Regions from separate parts of the Homo sapiens genome. Here all the other regions are linked to region 1. A link is a loop called in an ENCODE intact Hi-C map of the cell type or tissue named here. Cell type or tissue: OCI-LY7. All regions are shown on one strand.

The links. Hi-C counts contacts between places; a loop is a spot of excess contacts. Peaks named below come from ENCODE experiments on the same cell type or tissue, not always from the same donor. Only the 100,000 strongest peaks of a DNase experiment are listed, where the experiment ranks them.
Region 2: it touches region 1 in a loop (2.3-fold over the local background); 2 of 110 quality-filtered maps call a loop at or near these places.
Region 3: a loop joins it to region 1, with 4 times the contacts of the local background. A loop is called at or near these places in 3 of 110 quality-filtered maps.

What each region holds. Positions count from the first base shown.
Region 1 is chr11:129,942,693-129,950,692 of GRCh38, reverse strand. It overlaps PRDM10 (PR/SET domain 10), which reads left to right. Exons shown (of 21, transcript NM_199437.2): 5 at 3,323-3,548; 6 at 5,681-5,922. Among named protein-coding and RNA genes, the nearest start is that of NFRKB, 51 kb to the right of the region's middle. In OCI-LY7, a CTCF peak has its summit at 3,023; DNase peaks (open chromatin) are centred at 242, 2,982, 3,632 and 4,242; H3K4me3 peaks cover 6,328 bases; H3K27ac peaks cover 7,124 bases.
Region 2 is chr11:130,177,035-130,185,034 of GRCh38, reverse strand. All of the region lies in intron 1 of ST14 (ST14 transmembrane serine protease matriptase), which reads right to left. Among named protein-coding and RNA genes, the nearest start is that of ST14, 21 kb to the right of the region's middle. RefSeq lists an enhancer at 4,198-4,257. In OCI-LY7, a CTCF peak has its summit at 3,097; DNase peaks (open chromatin) are centred at 3,474, 4,994, 5,414, 6,414 and 2 weaker places; H3K4me3 peaks cover 4,970 bases; H3K27ac peaks cover 7,934 bases.
Region 3 is chr11:130,114,424-130,122,423 of GRCh38, reverse strand. APLP2 (amyloid beta precursor like protein 2) reads right to left here. Exons shown (of 17, transcript NM_001142276.2): 4 at 1,606-1,718; 5 at 614-810; 6 at 1-119. Among named protein-coding and RNA genes, the nearest start is that of ST14, 41 kb to the left of the region's middle. RefSeq lists an enhancer at 3,455-3,534. In OCI-LY7, CTCF peaks have their summits at 4,681, 7,626 and 7,835; DNase peaks (open chromatin) are centred at 243, 3,233, 4,093, 7,493 and 1 weaker place; H3K4me3 peaks cover 4,648 bases; H3K27ac peaks cover 7,514 bases.

The DNA of each region.
Region 1 (8,000 bases):
CTGGCATAATGCTTAAGCGCTTAGGACAAGGGGCAGTATTGTAAGCTGTGCTCTGAGATGGGGAGCAGGAATACAGTCACTTCCTTGCAGGTTCTGGTGAGGAGGTTGAGGGGGAGGTGGCCACAGCAGCTGCACTGCTAGAAGTTCCCTGTGGAGTCCTCACCCTCACAGGGCATTTTATGCTGTTTTTATTGAAGCTGAGGCAGAAGCGTCTTCCAGAATTTGGCTTCCCCCGTAAAACTTTCTAAAAGACCCTGAATTGCAGAAGTGGAATGTCAGGCAAAAGTCAAATGAGCATGTGTTAAGTGTGCGGATGCAGTTTGAGATAACCGGTTTGATCTGCTTTCTGGAGACAGAGTGTTTCAAATGTTGGGTAACGCTCTTACACAGCCGTTGCAGGTCAGGCCCTCAATAAACACACTCAGTACCGTTTCTTTAGAGTTCTTTTTTTATTATTATTTGAGACAGGGCCTTGCTGTGTCACCCAGGCTGGAGTGACACCATCACAGCTCACTGCAGCCTCAACCTCCTGGGCTCAAATGATTCTCCCATGTCAGTCTCCTGAGTAGCTGGGACCACAGGCACGTGCCACCACTGCCCAGCTAAATTTTGTATTTTTTGTAGAGACAGGGTTTCACCATGTTGCTCAGGCTGGTCTCGAAATCCTGGGCTCAAGCAATCCTCCTGCCTCAACCTCGGAGAGTGCTGGGATTACAGGCATGAGCCATCACGCCTGGCCTCTTTTTTTGGGGGGTGGGGGGGTGGAGTTTCGCTCTTGTCACCCAGGCTGGAGTGCAATGGCGTGATCTCAGCTCACTGCAACCTCCGCCTCCTGGGTTCAAGTGATTCTTCTGCCTCAGGCTCCCGAGTAGCTGGGATTACAGGCACCCGCTACCATGCCCAGCTACTTTTTTTTGTATTTTTAGTAGAGACAGGGTTTCACCATGTTGGCCAGGCTGGTCTCAAACTCCTGACCTCAGGTGATCTGCGCACCTTGGCCTCCCAAAGTGCTGGGATTACAGGCATGAGCCACCATGCCCAGCCACACCCAGCCTCTTTTTAGAGTTTGATAAGTTCTTCGATTAAGATGCACAGCAGAAAAAGGATGTTTCTGTGAGTACTGCAAAGACTTCCTCTAGATGCCTGAAGGGATTGGTGTTATTTCCCAAAAGGCCAAATATATTTCAACAAATTAATCTTCATTGAACACCTACTTTATGCTCAGCGATCTTTTAAATTTGAGGAGGAAGTATATGATATCATCATGGTCCTTAAAGAACTTAGGATAATAATGATTAATACTAAGCAGTTACTAAATGCTATACACTCTGCTACTGGCCTTATATACATATTGTTTCACTTAATACAACAACCTGAGGCATGTATTACTGTGTCCATTTTACAGACAAAGAAACTGAGGTTCAGAGAAGTGTAGTAACTTGCTAAGGGGTGGGGCAAGGATTTTACTCTAAATGCCTGACTCCAAAGCCCATAGTCTATTTCCCTGAGGTGCAGTTGGAGAGGCAAGATGGACTCATGTGAAAACGCATACTCATCACCAAAATAGATGGTGTTTGGCAATGGATGCAAAGCTGTGGGGATAGTTAATGTGTGAGATGTCTGGATCTGAAGTCTAAAGATCTTGGCAGATGGGAAGAACAGATAAAAGCAGTGAAATGAAATTTACTGGAGATAAATGCAAAATCCCCCATTTAAGTAAAAATCAGCTCTTGAAGTCCTGATGAGGGGAAAAATGGTTTAATAGCACTCTATGAGGGGAAAAGAGGACTTAGATATTTTAGTTATCTGCAAGTTCAGGATGGGTCTGCAGTAGAGCAACGTGGCCAACGTAAACACTAATGCACCCTGATGTTGTATTAATAAAAATATGGAATCCACTGCGAAATAAATGAAGACAACAAGATGATTAGGGAGCTGGGAGTTTGGTCATGTGAGAAATGACTGAATGAATTAGGGTTTTTTGGCCTTCAGATATTTGATTCTTGTGGCGGAAGGGTTACACTTATTCTAGCTACCTCCAGAGGAAAGTCCTGGGCCCTAACCAAAGCGTGGAAGATCTGGGCTCCACAGAAATTGTCATAGAACTATTTCAGAATGATTCAGGCTGCCTGGTGAGGTCATGAAATGTGGAAGCAGATGCTGAGTGCTGTTGTGGAGTGGGATTCTATGGCTCCAAGGGCTGCAGGAGTTCAGAGCAGAGGAGACTCAGGGAGGGCTGGAGGCATCAAAGGCGGTTCACTGGGAAACTGGAATGTGGTAGGATTTAGAAGGTGGCTGAGGAAAGAGTATTTTAGGTGAGGAAAACAACATATGAGAAGATAAAGGGAGTGGCATTTTTAAAAACTTGCTTTATTTATTGAATAGGACATGGCTTGAGTATGACCTTGTGCTAATTGGGCAGGAGGAGCAAGATTGCATAAAGGGATTCTAGGCCAGTGTATAATCCCATAACACTTAGATTGGAGGCAGGAGAACTTTTTAAGGTACCATTTTTATTTTCTGCCAGGATATTTGATAAGATAGCATTAACCTAATACATGACCCAAACTGTGTCTTATTTGCAGGAGACTGACTTCAGCATGATGAAACAAACAGGCACCTCATCTCTTTCATTCTTACTTAAAAACCTCAGCCTGCCTGAGCTGTTTAAAAGGAGAGCTGTGAGCTATGGAACTTTGTTAACCATGTGTTGCACGACGTGTTTAGTTTTAAAAGACAAGTGGTTGAGGATAGGTCAACTCATTTACCCCCTCCAGTGTGGTATGGCTACTCTGGAAAGGCAAGAGGGACCCCCACCCCAGGTTTAGTTCAGATGTGGAAACTGATGATACCTCACATGTGCACACATCGAAACGGTCTGTTGCTTACCTATTTGAAGTCTTGGGAGACAGGGCAGGCCTCTCAAGCAGTGTGAAACGGCTGAATGAGCCAGGAAGAGACCAGGTTTTATTAAGTTTTAGGGGTGGGGTCAGGACGCAGGTGGTCAGGGCCTTGCCAGTGTTGACTCTCCCACTGCTGCCAAAGGAGGGAGCACCTGAGCCTTCTTAGCAGCCCTCCCAGGTGTGGGACAGAAGGGGCAGAGGGAGGGCAGAGGCTTAAAGGCTGTGAGCAGTCAGATCAAAAATGAAGCCAGCTCTTCCTCACAGCCGGTAGATGGAAGTCATTTTTCCAGGGCCTGGAAGGAGTTGGTAGGAAGACTAGATTTCAGCCAGCCCTTGCGCCCTGTTTGTGCCAGCAGGCACCAGCGAACCAAAAGCAGGTGTCCATGTCTGCTTACTCTGTGCCTTCAACTTTTGCCCAGGCCTCATTGCCAGTTCATAACCAGGTGCTGCCTTCCATCGAGAGTGTAGATGGGTCCGACCCTTTGGCAACTCTGCAGACCCCTCTAGGCAGACTGGAGGCCAAAGAGGAAGAGGATGAGGATGAGGACGAGGACACTGAGGAAGATGAGGAAGAAGACGGTGAGGACACGGATCTGGATGACTGGGAGCCAGACCCGCCCCGGCCCTTCGACCCACACGACTTGTGTAAGTGTGGGCACGGGTCTCCCCCAGGGAAGCTGTGTCCATCTTGTGTGTCTGTGTACGTGTGCGTGTGTGTGAACATAGCTCCCGTGCGTCAGGTCCTTCCGTGTGCAGCCAACTGTGCTACATTCTCTGCTTGCTTCATCCCACCTGGCCTTCACTGCAGCCCTTTGAGGGACACTCTCCTTCGTTTTCTGATTTACTGATGAGTAAACAAGCTCAGAAGATTGGGAAGCTCGCTGGGGGTCACACAGGGACGAAGGGGCATCAGGCAGCCAAGCCCAGGTCTCTCACACCAGAGCTTCAGCTACCAAACCACCATGGTAGATTTGCCCGATCCTGCGCTCTTCAGCCACTTCAGCTTTAACAAGTTTGCCTTGCTGCTTTGCCTCTTCCATGATAGCCTTTTAAGAATGCTGTTCTATCCCAGGCGTGAGTGCCCTGAGTCTACTACCTCCTTTATGCCCTCCATGGCCCTACCATGAGGTGGGTAGCTTTCCCAGGGCTGTGCCAATAATTTGAGGGTCAGGACTCCAGTTCAGGCAGTCTGGCCCCTCGGCAGCGCCCTTGATCAGCCACCCCACCCTACTGCTTGCTGGGGGTTCACATTCCACCACCAAGAAACCATCAGTTTCTTTCTGTGGATTTTCTTGCTTATGTGGCAAAGTGCTTACTCATTGATTTGCATTACTGAGGCTCTTCAGAGCTTTGTGGTTTCATCCTGTTTCTCCTGGTCCTTCTGTGTGGTGGTGGTAAAATCTGTCTGCTTGGGCCCAGTGTTCAAGCTCCACATCTAATCCCAGTTCAACAGAGAACTTGCTCGTTTTGGTTTTCCTTGAATTCATACGTTTTCTTTTCTTTTCTTTTTGTTTGTTTTTGTTTTTTTTTCTTTAATTTTGAGACAGGGTCTTGGTCTGTCTCCCAAGCTGGAGTGCAGTGGTTCAAGCTCGGTTCACTGCAGCCCTCTGCCTCCCAGGTTCAAGCAATTCTCAAGCCTCAGCCTCCGGAGTAGAGTAGTTGGGACTACAGATGTGCACCACCACGCCCAGCTAATTTTTTTTTTTTGTATTTTTAGTAGAGATGGAGTTTCACCATGTTGGCGAGACTGGTCTCGAACTCCTGACCTCAAGTGATCCGCCCACCTCAGCCTCCCAAAGTGCTGGGATTACAGGCTGAGCCACTGCACCTGGGAAAAATTCTTACATTTTTGAGGCAACTCCTAAGTCAAATGCACAGAAAATCACTTTATCTTTAAAATATTAATACAAAGTAGCTCTGTTATTTGAGAATTGTAGAAATTAAAAATAACTATTTCCTAAACCAGGTCACCATGCAGCTGGAGTAAGGTAAAGCATGTTAAGTGTGTTAAGGGTTGTGGGCATGGCCTGTGTGGTCCATTTGCTCTCCTCCGTTTTGGGGCTGTACCTGTCTCGTTCTGGCGGTTAGCTTACAGGTGGGTGCTCCTGGCAAAGAGGCAGGGCGTGTGGCCGGACTGGTGCAAACCGAGTGCTCTTGGAATGGGCGGAAAATGTTGTGTCATCCCAGTGAATGAAGGAAGGGATTCTAAATTTGTTCATTTTAGCATTATCTAATCAGACAGTATGCACTGAACTCTCAGACCGCACAACCCTTTTTCCGTTTGAGTTAGGCTGAGATATAAGACTTCTGTAACTCCCTTTGAGAAAATTGATTCAATAGTATTGTCAGGGTTCCTCCCCGGCCCCGGAATAGTTTTATTGAGATAATGGGCATACTATAAAATTCACCTATTTTGTCTCATCAGATAGTGCAACATTTAGCCTGATACGCTCTTTTTACTCTTCAGACATGTTGTAATTGATTTGTAAATTTAGTGGCCACTATTCAAAGGACTCTCCAGCAAAGAAGTCAGTCATGGCCTGCTAGTTGTTTTTGGCAGGCATAAGCAAATTCTGTCTGATTTTAGAGGAGAATTACAGGATTTTTACTGGTCTCCCAGAGAGAATGTATTACCGTTGAATGGGTAGCGCCATTAGGAGTTCATTGAATTTTGGCTTGAAAATGCAGACGGGGATTTTTCGGGTCAGAATTTTTTACCTCACATCAAGTCACACTGAGGAATTGGACTTTTCTTCAAGACTGTCTCTCTTTTGCAGGGTGTGAGGAGTGCAATAACGCGCATGCTTCAGTGTGTCCGAAGCACGGCCCCTTGCACCCGATCCCCAACCGGCCGGTGCTCACCCGGGCCAGGGCGAGCCTCCCCCTGGTGCTCTACATAGACAGGTTTCTGGGCGGGGTGTTCTCCAAGCGGCGCATCCCCAAGCGCACCCAGTTTGGCCCCGTGGAGGGGCCTCTCGTCAGGGGCTCGGAGCTGAAAGACTGTTACATTCACCTCAAGGTAATTTATGCTCTATCACACTTCACTCCTGTCCTTTACCAGTGTTTGAAGGAGCACTGCGTTGTCTACTCAGTCTCTTATTCCTGTTTCTTAGCAGTTGTTTGCTAGTATTCTTCTTTCTATCTTAACTTGGTTAAATGGAAACTCACTAATAAGATGGAGATTGCAATTTTTTTTTTTTTTTTTGAGACGGAGTCTTGCTCTGTCGCCCAGGCTGGAGTGCAGTGGCGCGATCTCGGCTCACTGCAAGCTCCGCCTTCCGGGTTCACGCCATTCTCCTGCCTCAGCCTCCCGAGTAGCTGGGACTACAGGCGCCCGCCACCACGCCCGGCTAATTTCTTTTTGTATTTTTAGTAGAGACGGGGTTTCACCGTGGTCTCGATCTCCTGACCTCGTGATCTGCCCGCCTTGGCCTCCCAAAGTGCTGGGATTACAGGCGTGAGCCACCGCGCCCGGCCGAGATTGCAATTTTAGTGCCTGAAGGCGTTATATGAATTATTCTGGGGGGCTACGGTAGTTTTCTAGGGTTGCCGTAGTAAAATACCACAGACTGGGAGGCTCAAACAACAGACATTTAGTTTCTCACTGTTCCGGAAGCTGGAAGTTTGAGATCATGGCGTTGGCAGGGTTGGTTTCCTCTGAGGCCTCTCTCCTTGGCTTGCAGAAAGCCACCTTCTCACTGTCCTCACAGGGTCTTTCCTCGGTGCTTGCATGTGTCCACGTCCTAATCGCCCCTTCTTATTTATTTATAATGTTTGTATTTTATTTTATTTATTTTTTGAGATGGAGCCTCGCTCTGTTGCCAGGCTGAAGTGCAGTGGTGCAATCTCAGCTCACTGCACCCCCTGCCTCCAGGTTCAAGCGATTCTCCTGCCTCAGCCTCCCGAGTAGCTGGGACTACAGGTGCCTGCCATCACGCCCAGCTAATTTTTGTGTTTTTAGTAGAGAGGAGGTTTCACCATGTTAGCCAGGATGGTCTTGATCTCTTGACCTCGTGATCCACCCACCTCAGCCTTCCAAAGTGCTGGGATTACAGGCATGAGCCACCGCATCTGGCTAATTTTTGTATTTTTTATGGATACAGGGTCTTGCCATGTTGCCCAGGTTGATCTTGAACTCCTGAGCTCAAGTGATCTTCCTGCCTTGGGCTCTCAAAGTGCTAGGATTACAGGCATGAGCCACCTCTCCTGGCCCATCTTCCCTTCTTATAAGGACCAGTCCTGTTGGATTAGGGCCCACCCTAATGACCTCATTTTAACTTAATTACCCCTTTAAAAGTCCTGTCTCCAAATGCAGTCACAGTCTGAGGTACTGGGTGTTAGAACTTCAACATGGATTTTGAGAAAGACACAGTTCAGCCTATAACAGGGGCTTGCTTTCTTTATTTAAAATAATTTTGACTGGAATGCAAAGAGAATTATGTAGGCTTAATGTAATCTGCTGTGTGCCAGTAATGTTTGCAAGAAAACCACTTTGTAGTTTTGAAACAGGTCTGACCTGTAGACTCTGGTTAAAGAATAGCTCCCTGTATGGTGAAGTATGTTTATAGTCATCTCTTTACAGCTGACCCTTTTGTTTCTGCCCAGCCCTCTCTACTACTTGCTTTGTGGATAACCACTCCAGAGAACTAGGAAAGGGCAGTGGGAAGGGGTGAATATTTGGGATGTGTTTTTTGACAAGTCATCTGCTGTCATGGGGAGATTTTCTTTGTGTTCTCAAAATCTCCTAGCAAGAATATTACTTTGTAAAGAGAAATGCCTATCCCTGGGCTGCCTATTATAAATGAATGCAATGAAACCCCAAAAGGAGGCAAATTGTAATGAGCTAGAGAGTATTTTGCTTGCATTTTCTGGCATATTTATAGCATTTTTATCATGTTTTGTGAAATATTAACTAAAGCTATGCAATTAGATGAACTTTTAGATTTTGCCAGCTAATTTTCCTACAGTTGAGGCTTCAGAAAGTATCTTTTCCCTTTGACATTTGGCAAGTCATAGGTCTAGGATTTTTGCAGATACAAAGGAAAGAGCCAGGATGTATAGTTAATTTTAGAAGCAATATTTTGCGTATTGTGACAT
Region 2 (8,000 bases), 230 kb before region 1:
GTTTGGAAGCTCTGTGTGCATGCCTTGCCACAACTGGCTTCACTGGCGGGGACACAAGTGAGTGGCTAAACAGATTTTTTTTCTGGGCACTCCCAATGGTTAGACTATATACATCTTCCTGTGGATGGTTCCATTGCTCCAGAGAATAATTTTCTAATCTCCTGGCTGGAGTGATTTAAACCCAGCCACTAGCATTCAGGAACACGTAGGAGAAGAGACTCATTCCCCTTCTTTTCACCTCTCTCTACAGCCTTCCTCTGTACCTGGGGTTCTCAAGCCCACATATTCTTTGATTCAATCTCTCCAGACTATTTTTCCCATCCACTGTGGGAGTCTGCTGGGGCCTTTGTCTTTTTGCTTGGGGCCAAGGTGGAGATTTGGGTATTTCTAACAATGTCCTTTCTTGTCTCACCTCTGTCTTCTAGAATACTTGAGCCCAATCTTTTCTGAGCCTGGCAGAGAAGAGACCATTACCAAAGAAATACTGAAAGGATGTTTCCAAGAGCTGAAGAGAGTTGTAAATCTTCCAATTCAAAGGGCTCAGTGAATGGTGAGAAAGACAAATGAAACAGCACATATAGCCAAACAGATTGTATTGTGATGACATTTCAGAAGATCACGGATAAGAATGGATCCTCTACGCCTCTAGCTGTCATCTTTTCTCTCCCGTATTTTGCGTTTCTTCAGCGTTTGGTTCTACTTTGGGAATTTCTTTGACTTGCTCTTGCAAACCTTCCATTAAATTTAAAAAGCAGCTTCATTGAGGTATTATTGCATAAAATAAAGTGTATATATTTAAGTGTACAATTTTGGGCATCCATATGCACCCATGAAACCATCCACAGCTAAGATGATGCCCGTGTCCGTCTCCTTCAAAATCTCCTCCTGGCCCCTCCCACATGTTCCTCCCTGAATCCATTTCCTGTCCCCAAGAAACCACTCATCTGCTTCAGGCTGCTTTTCCCAGAGCTTTATGTAAATGGAATTCTGCAGTATGCACTCTTCCATCTGGCTTCTTTCACTCCGCACGATTCCTCTGAGACTCACGCAGGTTCCTGTGTGCCCAGCAGTGCATACCTTTTGGTTGTTGCTGCATTTATCCCATCGTTTGGACACACAACATGTGTTTACCTGTTCACCTATTGATGGACATTTGGGGTGTCTCCAATTTCAGGCCATTACAAACAGAGCTGCTAGAAACACTCCCGTAGCTGTCTTTGTACTGGCATATCAGCAATGAAAAACTGGAAACTAAAACTAAAAGACACCATTTACAATAGCTTCAAAAATATGAAATACTTAGAGGTAAATCTGACAAAAAATGCACAAAACCTGTACACTGAAAGATGTAAAATACTGCTGGGAGAAATTCTAAAAGACCTAAATTAGTTGAGCAATATACGCTGTTCATGGATTAGATGATTCAATATTAAGGTGTCTATTCTCAAAATTAGCTATAGATGCAATGCAATCTTTTTTTTTTTTTTTTTTTAAGATACAGGGTCTTGCTATGTTGCCCAGGCTGGTCTTGAATTCTTGGCTCAAGCAATCCTCCTGCATCAGCCTCCTGAGTAGCTGGGACTACAGGGTGCACCACTGCACCCAGCTGCAACTAGACATTTTTATGTTATCTTTGGAACTTCGCCTTTCAGGCTGGGTTTTCTTTAGACATCTGGTGGCCTCTGGTAGTCTAATCATATTTAAGAATGAGAAAACACAGATTTCGGCTACACTCTGAACAGACCATGTATGTGTATATATGTATAAGAAATGTAGGCCGGGTGTGGTGGCTCACGCCTGTAATCCCAGCACTTTGGGAGGCCGAGGCAGGCAGATCACCTGAGGTCAGGAGGTCAAGACCAGCCTGGCCAATGTGGTGAAACCCCATCTCTACTAAAAATACAAAAAAAATTAGCCAGGCGTGGTCGTGGACGCCTGTAATCCCAGCTACTCGGGGGGCTGAGGCAGGAGAGTCGCTTGAACCCAGGAGGCAGAGGTTGCGGTGAGCCAAAATCGTGCCATTACACTCCAGCCTGGGCAACAAGAGCGAAACTCCATTTCAAAAAAAAAAAAAGTAACAAAAGTGGCTGGGCGCGGTGGCTCATGCCTGTAATCCCAGCATTTTTGGAGGCCAAGGTGGGTGGATCACCTAGGTCAGGAGTTCGAGACCAGCCTGGCCAACATGGGGAAACTCCATCTCTACAAAAAACATAAAAAATTAGCCAGGTGTGGTGGCGGACACCTGTTATCCCAGCTATTCGGGAGGCTGAAGTACAAGAGTTGCTTGAACCTGGGAGGCGGAGATTGCAGTGAGCCGAGATCACACCACTGCACTCCAGCCTGGGCAACAGAGTGAGACTCGGTCTCAAAAAAAAAAAAAAAGATATTTAACAAAAGGGCCAGGCATGGTGGCTCACACTTGCACTGTGAAAGGCCAAGGTGGACAGATCACTTGAGCCCAGGAGTTCGAGACCAGCATGGCCAACACGGCTAAACCCAATTCAAAGGGCTCAGTGAATGATAAGAAAGACAGAAATACAAAAAACTAGCCAGACATGGCAGCATGCACCTGTAGTCCTGGCTACTCGGGAGGTTGAGGCAGGAGGATGATCTGAACCCAGGGAGGCTGAGGCTGCAGTGAGCCATAGTCATGCCACTGCCCTCCTGCCTGGGCGAGACAGAGACAGCAAAACCTCATCTCAAAAAAAAAAAGGAAAGAAAGAAACAAAGAAAAAAAGAAATGTAATGAAATAATAATTTATCATGTTTAGATGTATATCCAATTCACAGGGTAATTTCACAACCATTTTCTTACTGGATCTTCATGACAGTCCTGTGACTCATTCAAGACTGGCTGGTGCTATCACCCGTGTTATATAAAGAAGGCAGGGAAGAATGCTGATTTTGCAAGGTCACCCAGTACTTGGTGGCAGATCCAGAATCTGGTCCTGGTTTACTGCCTCCCAGTGTGGTTAGGTTCCAGAATTCTGGGAGCAAGGATTCAGGGAAACAGAAGACAGAGACTCCCATGAGAAGGGGTAAGGTGGCTGAGGGCATTGACTCAGGGGTCACCCCAGACTCTGCCACGGAGCGAGGCTGTCAGCAGTGGCGCTAGCTCAATGGTGGGTCCTCTGTCCTCCCTGCAGTGTGAGTTCTGTGGCTCCACCCAGCCTAAAAGTGCTGTCTAATCAGTAACTGGGCTGCTTCCTTTTATAACCTTAGCTCTTGGCTCCATTTTCAGGTGTAACAGAGATACTGTTGCATAATCCCATCGTTTTATTGATAAGAACACTGAGGATGAAAGAGAGGGAGTGGCCTGTCCAAGGTCACAAAGTTAATAAAGTCAGTGAAGCAGCAAAGCTCTTTTAACTCCTGGGTGGGGGAGGTGGGAGGGGGAGGTCTCAGGGAACTCCCATCCACTTAGACACTTAGACAACTGTAGGCATAACACCTCTCTACTGGGCCACAGCCGACAGGAGAGATCCTATGCCTGCGCCTGCTTTCACTTCTCCTGTCTCTCTTTCTTAAAAGTAAACATCTTTGCAGGTGCACACATAAAACGGTGCTATGAAGCCAGGTGTGTCTGCTTACCATAAACACAGATAGAGGCCATGTAAATATCACAGCCTCTTCCTGCTGGCCCACTGTAGTTAGATCCTGGCCAAAGGACCCAGAAACACAGCTCGGCTCCAGGCCACTCAGACAAGGGAACGAGGAATGACTTCCAGGCGGGAGGTTGGGGATAAAGGGCTCAGGACAAGCAGGGTACAGACCCTAAAGGGCCAGGATCTAACAGGGACCACCACTATCTCACCCAGCAGGGGCGAGATCAGACCACCATCCCACCCAGCAGGGACGAGATCAGATCACCACCATCCCACCCAGCAGGGACCACCGCCATCCCACCCAGCAGGGACAAAATCAGACCACCGCCATCCCATCCAGCAGGGACAAGATCAGACCACCACCATCTCACCCAAGAGGGACCACTGCCATCCCACCCAGCAGGGATGAGATCGGACCATTGCCATCTCACCCAACTTTCTGCAGGGAGCGAAGGGTCAGATCCAGAAACCCGGGAAGGGGAAGTGGAGAGGTCCTAGAGCACGCCCTATTTCATCTTATCTCATTGTCTGAGGCACACTAGAGCAACTGATGCATATCCTCCCCAAGGCCGGGCTCTCCAAAACGAAAAGAAAAAAAACACTGATTTCTAGAGGGCCAAAAAAGAGACCTATTTTATTTGATAATATAGGAAAGATTCTTGCAGCCAGCCTACTCCCATTAAGTCAGAGAAACTCACCAGGGCTGAAAGCTAAATGCTGAGCCAACAAAACTCTGTGTGAGTCAACCAGAGAATCCTCCCTCTGAGAGGAACGCTCTCCTGGTTCCTCAAACACACACTAAGACCTGCCACTGAGTGCAAACTCTCCAGGGCCCACGACCCCACTGGCTCTGGGGACCAACAAGTCCAAAGCCAGAATTTGCCATGGGCTGCTCAGAGCATGGTTATCCTTAGAGAAAAGCAATGGGGAAGGGCCCCTACACTTACCAACAACAAAAATACTACCAACTGCACACAAAGCCACACAAGATTCCAACCAAAGCAGACAGGGAAAAATGAAGCTTCGGGCCAGACCCTTTCTAAAGATCGTTCCTCATGTGGCTAAGGTTGGGTGTGATCTGCTGGGAAGGAAGCGGCTGAACCTGGAAACCTCAAGAGGCCCCTTGGAATCCTGGGGAGGGACCGTGAAGGGCAGTCACATGACAATGGGTAGCCTGCTTCTGAGGCTGAAGATCAAGGTCAAGGGGCAGGGGCGATGCCACCAGCTAGGGACACAGCTGTGCTGCCCAGACCTGAGACAAGGACAGGGTGGCTGGATTTGTGTGCTGCTGCCAAGTGCCACTGATTTGTGGCCAAGGCTCTTGACTGACACGCTCGGTGACTCCAAGGTGGGACGGATTTCAATCCCATGATGTCATCACCCCCACCAGGGTCATGAGAACCATAAACTATCCCTGTAATTGTTCAAGCGAGAAAGGAAAGTAGAGCCCGAGCACCTGCAAGGGTTTCCCCGGGGAAGAAAGCATTCTGTGGCAGGTCGAAGATGCCTTCCTTTGCAAGGGAAAGACCGAGCCAGCACAACCTCGTGGCCGCTCCCTGCCGGACTGGCTAAAGGTTGTGCTGGATCCTGGCCAGATTTCCCGGAAACCCAGCACGGCTCAAGCCCACCTGAGATGACAGCAGGGAATGACTGCCAAGAACAAACTCTGTGTTTGTCCCCTGGGCAATGCTGAGCTGAGAATGATACCAGAGGCATGTTGCAGGAAGGCCTCTTCATCAGGCTGCTGTTCATAAAAGGGACCTGTCTCCGGCTAGGAGGGACCCCACATAGACAGGCCCTCCCCAGTTAAATCAGCAGCCCCGGGGAAGCTCCAGCAGCTGTGCACAGAGCAGGCGGTCAGCAGGCTCCTGAGGGCGGGACTTCACCCCACCTGCCACCATGGCAGTCCAGGGCCCAGCACGGGGCCTCATAAAAGAGGACACTTGAGTGCTTATCTGGGGATGACCGATGGGCAAATGAGAAAGGAAAAGAAAGGCCACACTGGAATCCTCCCACCCACTCCCCAACCAGGGGTAATCGATCTCTCTAGAAGCCAATTTTCACGAAACCTGCAAAAGCCTATGGTTCCCATTGATCGCAACCCCCAGCATTTCCTGGACTTGTCTGGTCATGAAAAAGAACAATAACAATCAACTGAAACAAATGCAGTGTTTGTTCCACATCCAGATTCCCAAGCCCCTCTCCCTGGAGGTGCTGATGTCATGCATCAGGAGCAGGGCCTCGGATGTGGAAGTTTTTATTCAAGTGCTCCAGGTCATTCTTGGGAACCTGAAAGTTGGAGAAACTCCACCCACCATTTCCAGGAGGCTCACCCCTTCCTGTCACCAGGAGGAGAAGCTGGCTTAGAGTCTCAGCTGGTCTATTTTGAGCAACCACCTGGGATGAAGGGAAGCTGCTGTGCCAGGTCGAACTTTGCTTCCACGCCCTGGGGACCCTCCCACAATTGGTTATAAGCATCATCCCAGAAGTCCCTGAGGCTATCACTTTTCCCAGAAATACACACTCCAGCTCCTCCTGGGAGAGCACAGGGCCAGCTGCAGACCCAGCCAGCTGCTGGCAGACACCCCAAAACCCCGGCCCGCCCACCTTTCCCTTTGACCCGTCGCCGCCCTCAGCCGCCCCGCCAGAAGGAGCTGCTGGAAAACAGGTGGGGCTGCAGGGCCCCAAGGAAGATCCAGAAATATCTGTAGATCTGTAACCCCAGCCCATCAGGGGAACACAAAGCTGACCCACGGCCAAGAACTCCCACTGAAGGAAGTAAACCACAAGTCCCCACACCTGGTTACAGCCTGAAGGAAAGTCCCCCAGGACCTGACTCAGCCCAGCTGTGAGGACGTTGTCAACACAGAAACCCAGCGGTTCTCTGCCAGGGAGCAGCCAGCTCCTGCAGGTTTCAAGTCCCGTCCCAACTCCCAGCACTGCCCAGGGCCCTCCCCACGCAGCCCAAGGGACCAGGAGCCTTGTACAGAGCACCCTTGACATAAGTAACGCCATCTTAGAAAAAGACTTCATCTTAAAAAGAGCAGGACTTCGGCACCTCAAGATGCCCTCTTCACTGACACCATTTTGCTGTCATTCGTGATAAGCACCCAGCATCTGCCAACGAAGGCTCTGCCAACATCAGAAACTCTTCCCGGCAAGACCGACAAATGACCCAGCTCACACCAGGAGACTCTTTTTATCTTCGTGGCTCTTCCTGGACTGGTTTGTTAAACCCTTTTTCCTATCCCCTTTCTCTTGATGTTAAATGTTACTTTGATGTGGAATGTTTATACTTTTATATATTGGTTAAGAATATTATTATGTATAGTTTGCAATATTGACTGGAGTGGTTTGAGCCTGTGTGCCTGAGGCTCTGACTACGGAGTGAACAGGAAGTACTAAGGAGAGCTGTCTCTTTGGGAACTCCATGCGGCTCGCGCCTTGTGTGATTGAAGTCACATCAATAAGTCTGACCTTGTGGAAAGACACAAAGGTGCATGGACCCGGTTAGGACCTCGCACCGCTCATGAGAATTGGCACAGTCAGCTTACTGGGCATAGGTGGTATAGTCGATGCTAAGGCGAAAGCCTCCACTAAAACTTAAATTAGAAATCAAGCCGTTTGAAAAAACAAACTGCCACCCTCTTCAAAAAGAGACGTCATCTCACTTCACCTTGAAAGTCTAGCTCCCTGAGGAAAACCTCAGGTGATGAGGTTCTTTACCCAGGTCCTGTAGCTCCAAGAGCTGACAAGGTCTCGGCTGATGCCAGGCTAGGAAGCTAGTGGGGCCAGAAAGGCTCATAGCAAGCATGGTCTCAACTTAGGAGATGGCAGTTGGCAAAACAAAAAAATTTTTTGTTTTTGAGACGGAGTTTCGCTCTTGTCGCCCAGGCTGGAGTGCAATGGCGCCATATCGGCTCACCACAACCTCCACCTCCCAGGTTCAAGCGGTTCTCCTGCCTCAGCCTCCCGAGTAGCTGGGATTACAGGCACCTGCCACCGCACCTGGCTAATTTTTGTATTTTTAGTACAGACAGGGTTTCACCATGTTTGCCAGGATGGTCTTGATCTCTTGAACTCGTGATCTGCCCACCTCAGCCTCCCAAAGTGCTGGGATTACAGGCGTGAGCCACCGCGCCCGGCCTAAAAACAAATTTTTAACTCGGCTGAAAGAAGAGGAAGCCAATTATTGCATAACCCCTACTCATCCGGTTGGCTAAGGTGGGAAATCGAACCATTGCCCAAATAGAGTTGGAAGTCAGAAAGACTCCCTGTATGACCCCCTGAGGATGTACAGTCAGACTTGAGGACCCTAAAAATGTTAAGCCCCGCCAGGCACGGTGGCTCATGCCTGTAATCCCAGCACTCTGGGAGGCCAAGGCAGGTGGATCA
Region 3 (8,000 bases), 170 kb before region 1:
AGGTGTCATAGTAGTAATCTCGGTCCTCCACCACTTCCTCCCCTTCTTCCTCATCCTCATCATCCTCATCCACAGCTGCTTCTGTGAAGTCTTCCAGATCTGCTTCAGTAGGAAATTCACTGAAGGCCAAAATAGAAAAAAAGGAAGGTTAATAGCTCCTATGTGCAAAGCACAACAATGGGTCCCTTCTCTATTCTGAAACACAAAAACAGAGGCAGGAAATAAGCTCAACGCACATTTCACCGTGCCACTAAGCCCTGGGGCCCAGCTACATCAGCAAACGGGAAGTATTTGTGAACATTTGAATCTAATCATGATACAACAATAAGACAAATCCAAATTCAGGGATATTATGTTAAACAAATGACACGGACTCTTAAAAAATATCATAGTAACCTGCAGAAAATAACAGCTCAGAATGATGTAAACACAAAAATCACAGGTACTCCTGTGATTGGCAATGGCTAGAATGAAATGCAAGCTTAATCAACTCTAGCAGAACAAAGGAATGCCCAGTTTATCCAGAAGTGAGGGACTAGCAGCCAACAGCCGTCTTTACAGAAGGGCTAACAAAAAGGCAAAACGACTTCACAGTTCAAAGTAGAAGAGTTACCTTTTATAAACATCATAGTCTTCCTCTTCATCTTCCTCTTCCTCTTCCTCTTCATCTTCCTCTTCCTCTTCTTTTGACACAGATCCAATAATCTTTGTCTGAGGGCAGCACACATATTCAGTGCCATGGAACTGGTCTACCCCACATGGGAGCAGCATGCCGTAGCTATATAAGGTCATTCCCTGAGTCAGACATGCCTAAAAGAAACCCACAGGCCACATCAGAACATACTCCAGAGTAAACGTGGTCAAATACACTCCGATCTCTACCCTCCAAAATAAACCCTTATCAAATCACTTAGCAATGCTTTCTCTTATGAACACATACATTTTCTGTCAAAAAAAAATTGTAATAATATTATTGTAAGATTTATAAATTTTAATTTACAATGGGGAAACATGATCTGGTCCAAAAATACTGAAATCCCAAATGTGGAAAAAAGTCAGGAAGAGAGCATTTTTTTCTAATAATGACTAAAGCCAGATAAGGTGGTCAATGTTAATAGATACTCACCACTGGTGCAAGCACTACTTCAGTATTTGACCAAAGGAAGATTACTGACCAAAGAGCAGAGCCAGCCTAATTACAGAAGACAAGAAAGGGTACTTCTTGCCACCAGAAAAGTGAGATGGCATGCAGTCCTGCCTGTGCATATGTCCAGACCTATATTTTCTATCACTGGCGATTTCCATGCCGGCCTTAGGGTTAGGATGGTTTCCTGGGAGCCTCACCAGCAGCATACAGTATTCTCGCTCAGCCACCTCCTTAACATCCTCAACTTCAGGAGCTGACTGTCAACACTGAGCTCTCCTACACAAATACCTACTTCTCTCCCAAATATTTCTAACTTATAAGACAGAAGTAATTGTAAACCTTAAGGAGATAATGGGGGAAACATAACTAACTTAAAAGCATGGTGAGATTTGGAGAAAAGTGCTACTTCCCTCCTAACAGATACAACAGCAGCTGACTTTCCCCCCGAGTTCTCTTACCTCTTTGACTACCGTGTGCCAGTGCTGGTGATTCTCACACACCTCCATCCGCTCTTTGTGGAAAAACTGGCACTTTTCTGGAACTAGCAGGACATCACTTACAAATTCACCCACTGGAAAAGAGAATCTTTGTCAGAGCGGATCTGACCATGATTTCAAGGTGAAAATGCCCCTCACTGAAGTTTATGATGATAGTCTACACAGCCAGGAGCAGTCTCATGTATACGAGCAGATGCACATCTCGTACCTTCAAAGGCTGACTGGATGGTACAGTTCTAGCCAAGCAGCCACAAGAACTCACCAATCTGTCAGAGCCATGATGCCAGGGACCTTTTAAAAGCCCCCTGACTGCAGTCCCACTGCAGGGCTACAGCAACACGTGACGGGGAATATAATAGGATCACCTCCATGCCCGCCTCAGACACACACAGCTACTCTCCCCACATGGCTCTGCCTTCCTTATTCCTGCCCACACCTCTGTAATCAAATGCCCAAGAAACTAAAACCAGGTGTTCTACTCAAGTACAGATGAATCTTTAGACAAAACATGATGTAATAATTGAATCCAGTAAGAATAATCAATGATTAATTACAAAGGGGCAAAGGTGTCTTTACGGTGGGAAGCCTTGGCAAACTACCTCAGCCAGATAACCAATTTAACACCACTGATAACGAGCAAACTGGTGTGTGTGATGTCCTAAAAATAATATATCACCTACACAGTATTTCTGCCAAAATATATTATCATTTGAATCTAATCATGCTAAAACACTAAGACAAATCCAAACTCAGGGACATTACATTAAACAAATGGCATGGACTCTTAAAAAATATCATTGTCATGAAAGTTTTTGTTTCTAAAGAAAGACTAGGGAACTATCCTAGATGAAATGTAGTATGTGATCCTTTTAAAAAGGAAGCTATAAAAAACACTAGTTGGACACTTAGGAAAATTTCCAAACATGACAACTGTATTGTCATTATATATAGAAGAATGTCCCTGGCTCTTAGGAGAAACCAGCTGAAATACTTAGAAATGAACTGTCGTGATATCCCAACTTACTTTCAAATGGTTTAGCAACACAAAAATATACATATAAGATGCAGAGAGAGAAAAACATCAGGTAAAACTGGAGAATCTAGGTAAAGGGTACAGAGATATTCACTATTACATTTTCTAAAACTTGTCCCAAAAAGTCGGGAGAAAGATACACATAGCTGTTTATTTACAGGGAAAAGATGGTATGTGATTTGTTTCCAAATAATCAGGGTTGTGAGGGAGTGGGCCTATAGAAGGTGGAAGAGTGGCTCATGAACTGATGGTGGTTACAAAGCTGGGCAACCAGTACGTGAGGGTGAACGGTATCATCGTCTCTTGTTTGGCCATGTTTGTAATTTGCCACAATAAAAAGTTAGAAATATACAACACATCACTGGATGATCACCCCAAGACTCTGATCAGTAGTGTAAGGTAAGGCTCAGTAATCTACACTGGGCATACGTCTGCCATGTGCTCCACACAGTGTAGAGGGAGAGGAAGAGAGGGCGAGAAGGGTGCTTAGCCCAGGAAGAGATGCAGGAAGCAGTGGCAGGAAGATGCAGCTGGCAGACTAACCTCTGAGGTTAAGGGGGGAAAACCCTGAAAATATCATGAGAAAGTAATGTGGTCTAAGAAAGGGCTTAGGGCCCAGCTAGTGGGAAGTCTACACAGACCCACCCAGCCTCGCCATCATGGATGAGTCTCTCAGGATCCTCTGCCTTGGGCCTCGGGCGCAAGCACTGAAGTCAGTCTTTCTACCGCCCCAGTGGTAAGAGAAAGGGAGTTGCTGATGTGTAAGTAGGGGAAGATGGGCTCCTGACATGACAAGCTGTAGCAGTGTAACAGTCCCCCCACATGAAAACTGCATTACAAATGGCAGTCAGGTTTCTCAGCACTGCTAGCACAGGGACTTTGGGATCACACAGCTCAATGTGACACTGAAGCAGGATTGCGAAAGTGAGCCTGACATGCTGCTTACCCTTGAGGACCCCAAAGGCTCTAGGGGAGGCAGTACCTGCAAACAGGCTTTAGCAATCAACGAGACTTAAAAGCATTGCTTAAAAATAGCAAAAATACCAACAGTAAGCTAGAATCTGCCTCTACGAGAATGAACAACCCTGATACTCAATCTAAGTAGAAATTACTTCAATTCTGACATCCAACCACCAACTCACATGGTTTAATGTGATTATTCTGAATTAACTAGGCTGTTTTTGTTCATTTATGACAAAAAGCAACAAAAGTGGATGCTAAAGGAAAAGTATATGCAGGGTTGAATGCTAGGGTTCAATCTCAGCACTGTCATTTACTAGCAGAGTAACCTTAGCCAAGTTACTTAACCTTTCTGTCCCTCGGTTTCTTTATCTTGTGGGGACTAAATGACATAATCTATACAACAAGAAAAGCTTAGAACAGAAACTATTGTTCCACATGTGGGTTTGTTGTTTAAAATAAAAACAGAAACTGACACCTGGTAGGCACTATTGATGTTAATGTTAGTGAAGTCTTGAGGAACTAGTTTTATACGAACTATTCAACCATACTCATAAAGCAATGTATATTTAAGCAACAGTTAATGCACTTTAATTTGTAAAACCTCACTTTTAAATGTGCAACTGCAACATCAAAAAAATTTAAAGCAGCAATTTCACTACTAATCTATATTCTATAGAAACACAACAACTATTTTTTTTTTTTTTTTTGAGATGGAGTCTCGCTCTGCTGCCCAGGCTGGAGTGCAGTGGCGCAATCTCAGCTCACTACAAACTCTGCCTCCCGGGTTCAAGTGATTCTCCTGCCTCAGCCTCCCAAGTAGCTGGGACTACAGGCACGTGCCACCACGCCCGTCTAATTTTTTTGTATTTTTAGTAGAGAGACGGGTTTTCACCATGTTAGCCAGGATGGTCTCGATCTACTGACCTTGTGATCCACCCCGGCCTCGGCCTCCCCAAGTGTTGGGATTACAGGCGTGAGCCACTGCGCCTGGTCAGAAATACAACCTTTAACTCAATCTATACAACACCTTGGATAAACTAAAAAATGATGTAAAGTAAAAGCAAGCTGTAAAAGGTCAGGTACAGTATGATGCCATTAATGTAAATTTTAAAACACAAAAACATTGTTTATAGATGCATGTAAATGTTGCAAAAGAACTGAGACCAGCCTGGCCAGCATGGTGACACCCCACCTCTACTAAAAATACAAAAATTAGCCAGGCATGGTGGCATGCACCTGTAATTCCAGCTACTCAGGAGGCTGAGGTTGCAGTGAGCCGAGATCATGCCACTGCACTCCAGCCTGGGCAAGAGACTCCGTCTCAGAAAAAAAAAAAGATGGAGATGAAGCAAACATGACAGAACACTGAAGAACTGAAATCAGGAGGGTGAGCATATGAGCAACCATCACATTATGTCTCATCTCTTCAGGATGCTTGGTGTAATATTTCAGAATTAAAGTTTAAAATCAAAACCTTTTCGGAAATGCCAAAAATTTAATAAAATAATTAATTCCATGCTAAACCATAAAATTAAATGCCACTAATCTTCAGCTATTCCATGACTGAATCAATCTGTTCGATCTCTAAAAATCAAAAAAGAACACCACTGAATTTGAAAACAAACTAAATTCTAAAATTTAACTTTTTTTTTTAAGATGGAGTCTCACACCATCACCCAGGCTGGAGTACAGTGGCACAATCTTGGCTCACTGCATCCTCTGCCTCCCAGGTTCAAGCAATTCTTCTGCTTCAGCCTCCTGAGTAACTGACATTACAGGCGTTCGCCACCACACCCAGCTAATTTTTACTATTTTTAGTAGAGACGGGGTTTCACCGTGTTGGTCAGGCTGGTCTTGAACTCCTGATCTCAAATGATCCTCCCATCCCAGCCTCCCAAAGTGCTGTGATTACAGGCATAAGCCACCAGGCCTGGCCTAAAAATATATATATATATCTTTTAACAGTACTCTTTGATTCAACAATTCCAGTTCTAAAAAGATACCCTAAGGATGTCTGGACGCAGGGGCTCATGCCTGTAATCCCAGCACTTTATGAGGCTGAGGCAGGTGGATCACTTGAGGTTAGGAGTTCAAGACCAGCCTGGCCAACATGGGGAAACCCCATCTCTACTAGAAATAGTAAAAATGAGCCAGGCGTGGTGGCGAATGCCTGTAATCTCAGCTGCAGGGTGGAAAGGGGGACACGCAGGACCAAGGCCGCAGTCAGCCAAGATCGCGCCACTGCACTCCAGCCTGGGTGACGGCGACCCTGTCTTAAAAAGAAAAAGAAAAAAAGAAAAAGATACACACCCTAAGGAAATAACTAGGCAAGTGAATTAAAATATTCATTAGTGTTATTAATATCAAAAAACTAGAACAAACCTAAATGTCCATCGAGAGGGAATTAATTAAATGATGATACATATATACAACAGAATAGTATGGGGTTACAAGAAATATGGCTTATGTGTATATTTAACATGGACATTTTTCCATGGTGGTTTAATAATTTTTAAAATCATTGAACAAACAAACAAAAGGAAACCCACTGCGTATCTCTAACCCCTTCTTCAGGCTAGTTACTTAAGGCCAACTTTATCTTTTTTTTTTCTCCCAACCTTATCTTTTATTCAAAGATGTATGTATCCCTAAAAGTAGCACATGATAATAAAAGCTCAATAAATGCCAAATAAAAATAAACAGAACTTTAAACAGAGGAGCATACGTTGTATCATCACAGTTAGGGAAAAAACATTTAAAAGTATATACATTTCCATGTGTATCCAAAGAAAAAAATGTTCATCTATACCCCAAAATGTTAATCACAGTTAACTTAGTACAGAAACTGAAAATAATTGTTTTTGTCCCCTTCCCCCAATGCAAACTTCTTTTATTGAAAAATAAACCCCTTTTTAAAAAGTAGACTGAAAGAGGAAACACATTTCAATCCCAGCATCCGCTCTATCATTTCATTGCTACTCTCTGCCTTTGCTACAATTTTTCATCAGAAGCTCCTAGGGAAAAAAATTTACCTAGGCAGATCAGTATTACTCTGTTTTACAGAACATTGAAAATGGTTTGCTCTCACTTTAGTAATTTATATTCAAGCTGGTAACATCCTCAATTTTATCAGCGGAGTATAATATAATTGCCACAATTTCCTAAGTCACTGGACAAACATAAAGCTCTACTGTTTTTGCTGATCAATGAATATGGCAATATAGCAAAACCTAACCTATACAATATTCATTTAAGCTGCAGTTAGGATTTATCGCCAATTTCTAATCATCCCTGTGATTCAGCTTTTCTTTCCTACTACTTCTCTCCAGCAGTGCTATGGCAGCCATCCAGGTTTTAGAGCTTTTTCAGAGTTGCTGAAATTCCTTTCAGAATAAATAACAAAGGTTGTTTACCTACTTGAGGAAGCCTCCAACACCAACACCCATGCATATAAGTAAATCTACTACATACCCTGACATGACTATTACACACTATATGCCTGTATCAAAATATCTCGTGTACTCCATAAATACAGACACCTACTATATACCCACAAAAATTAAAAATTAAAAAAATAATAATAAATATACTACAAAAGTACACTCCAGGTGCAAACAGGAAAACCATGTAATTTAGGGAGCTGGTAAAAGCTGTACCCAGGTGGGAGAAAACAGCCTTATGTAATGAGGTCTGGTGGTCACCCCAGGTATGTTTCAGGGAAAACAGGGTTCAGAGAAGTGAAGGATCCACGCTACCTCTCGAGAGTGGAACATTCACCTTGCACAGGGGTCCACACCAGGAACAGGGTGAACTGTCAGTGGCTGTCATGAACTCAAAGGCTAGAAGACTTGCAAAAGGACACCTGCAATGGAAAAGTGAGCTATGCCAACAGACCAAGGTACAAATGCAGAAGACAGCACCTCAAAGCTGCCGAGACCAGTTTTGTTTTCAAAGTAGATATTAAATCAGAACTTTAGTAGTTTTCATATCGCAATAACACTACCTGTCCAAATCTCTGTCCAAAAATAACCAAAAACAAAAAACAAATCACCTAAGGCCCAGATCTGGGTTTCAAAATAGCATTCCCCACTAAAAGAAACCATGGTGTCTCAGAGAAAACAGACTCCAGGAGTGGAGTAGGGAAAATACAGAATGGACTTGGAGAATCTTTTGTATCAGAAAGTAAAGTTCTCAAAGAATGATAGGGACATGTTATAAGGACACAGGAACCAGCATAACGGGGCCCCCACTGGCCAAATGCAGACAATGTGTACATAGTAAGACAAATGAATGTAGATACCATCTTAGCCAGGTGATGAAACAAACTGGTATCGCACTACTCCTGCTATGATGCAGTGAG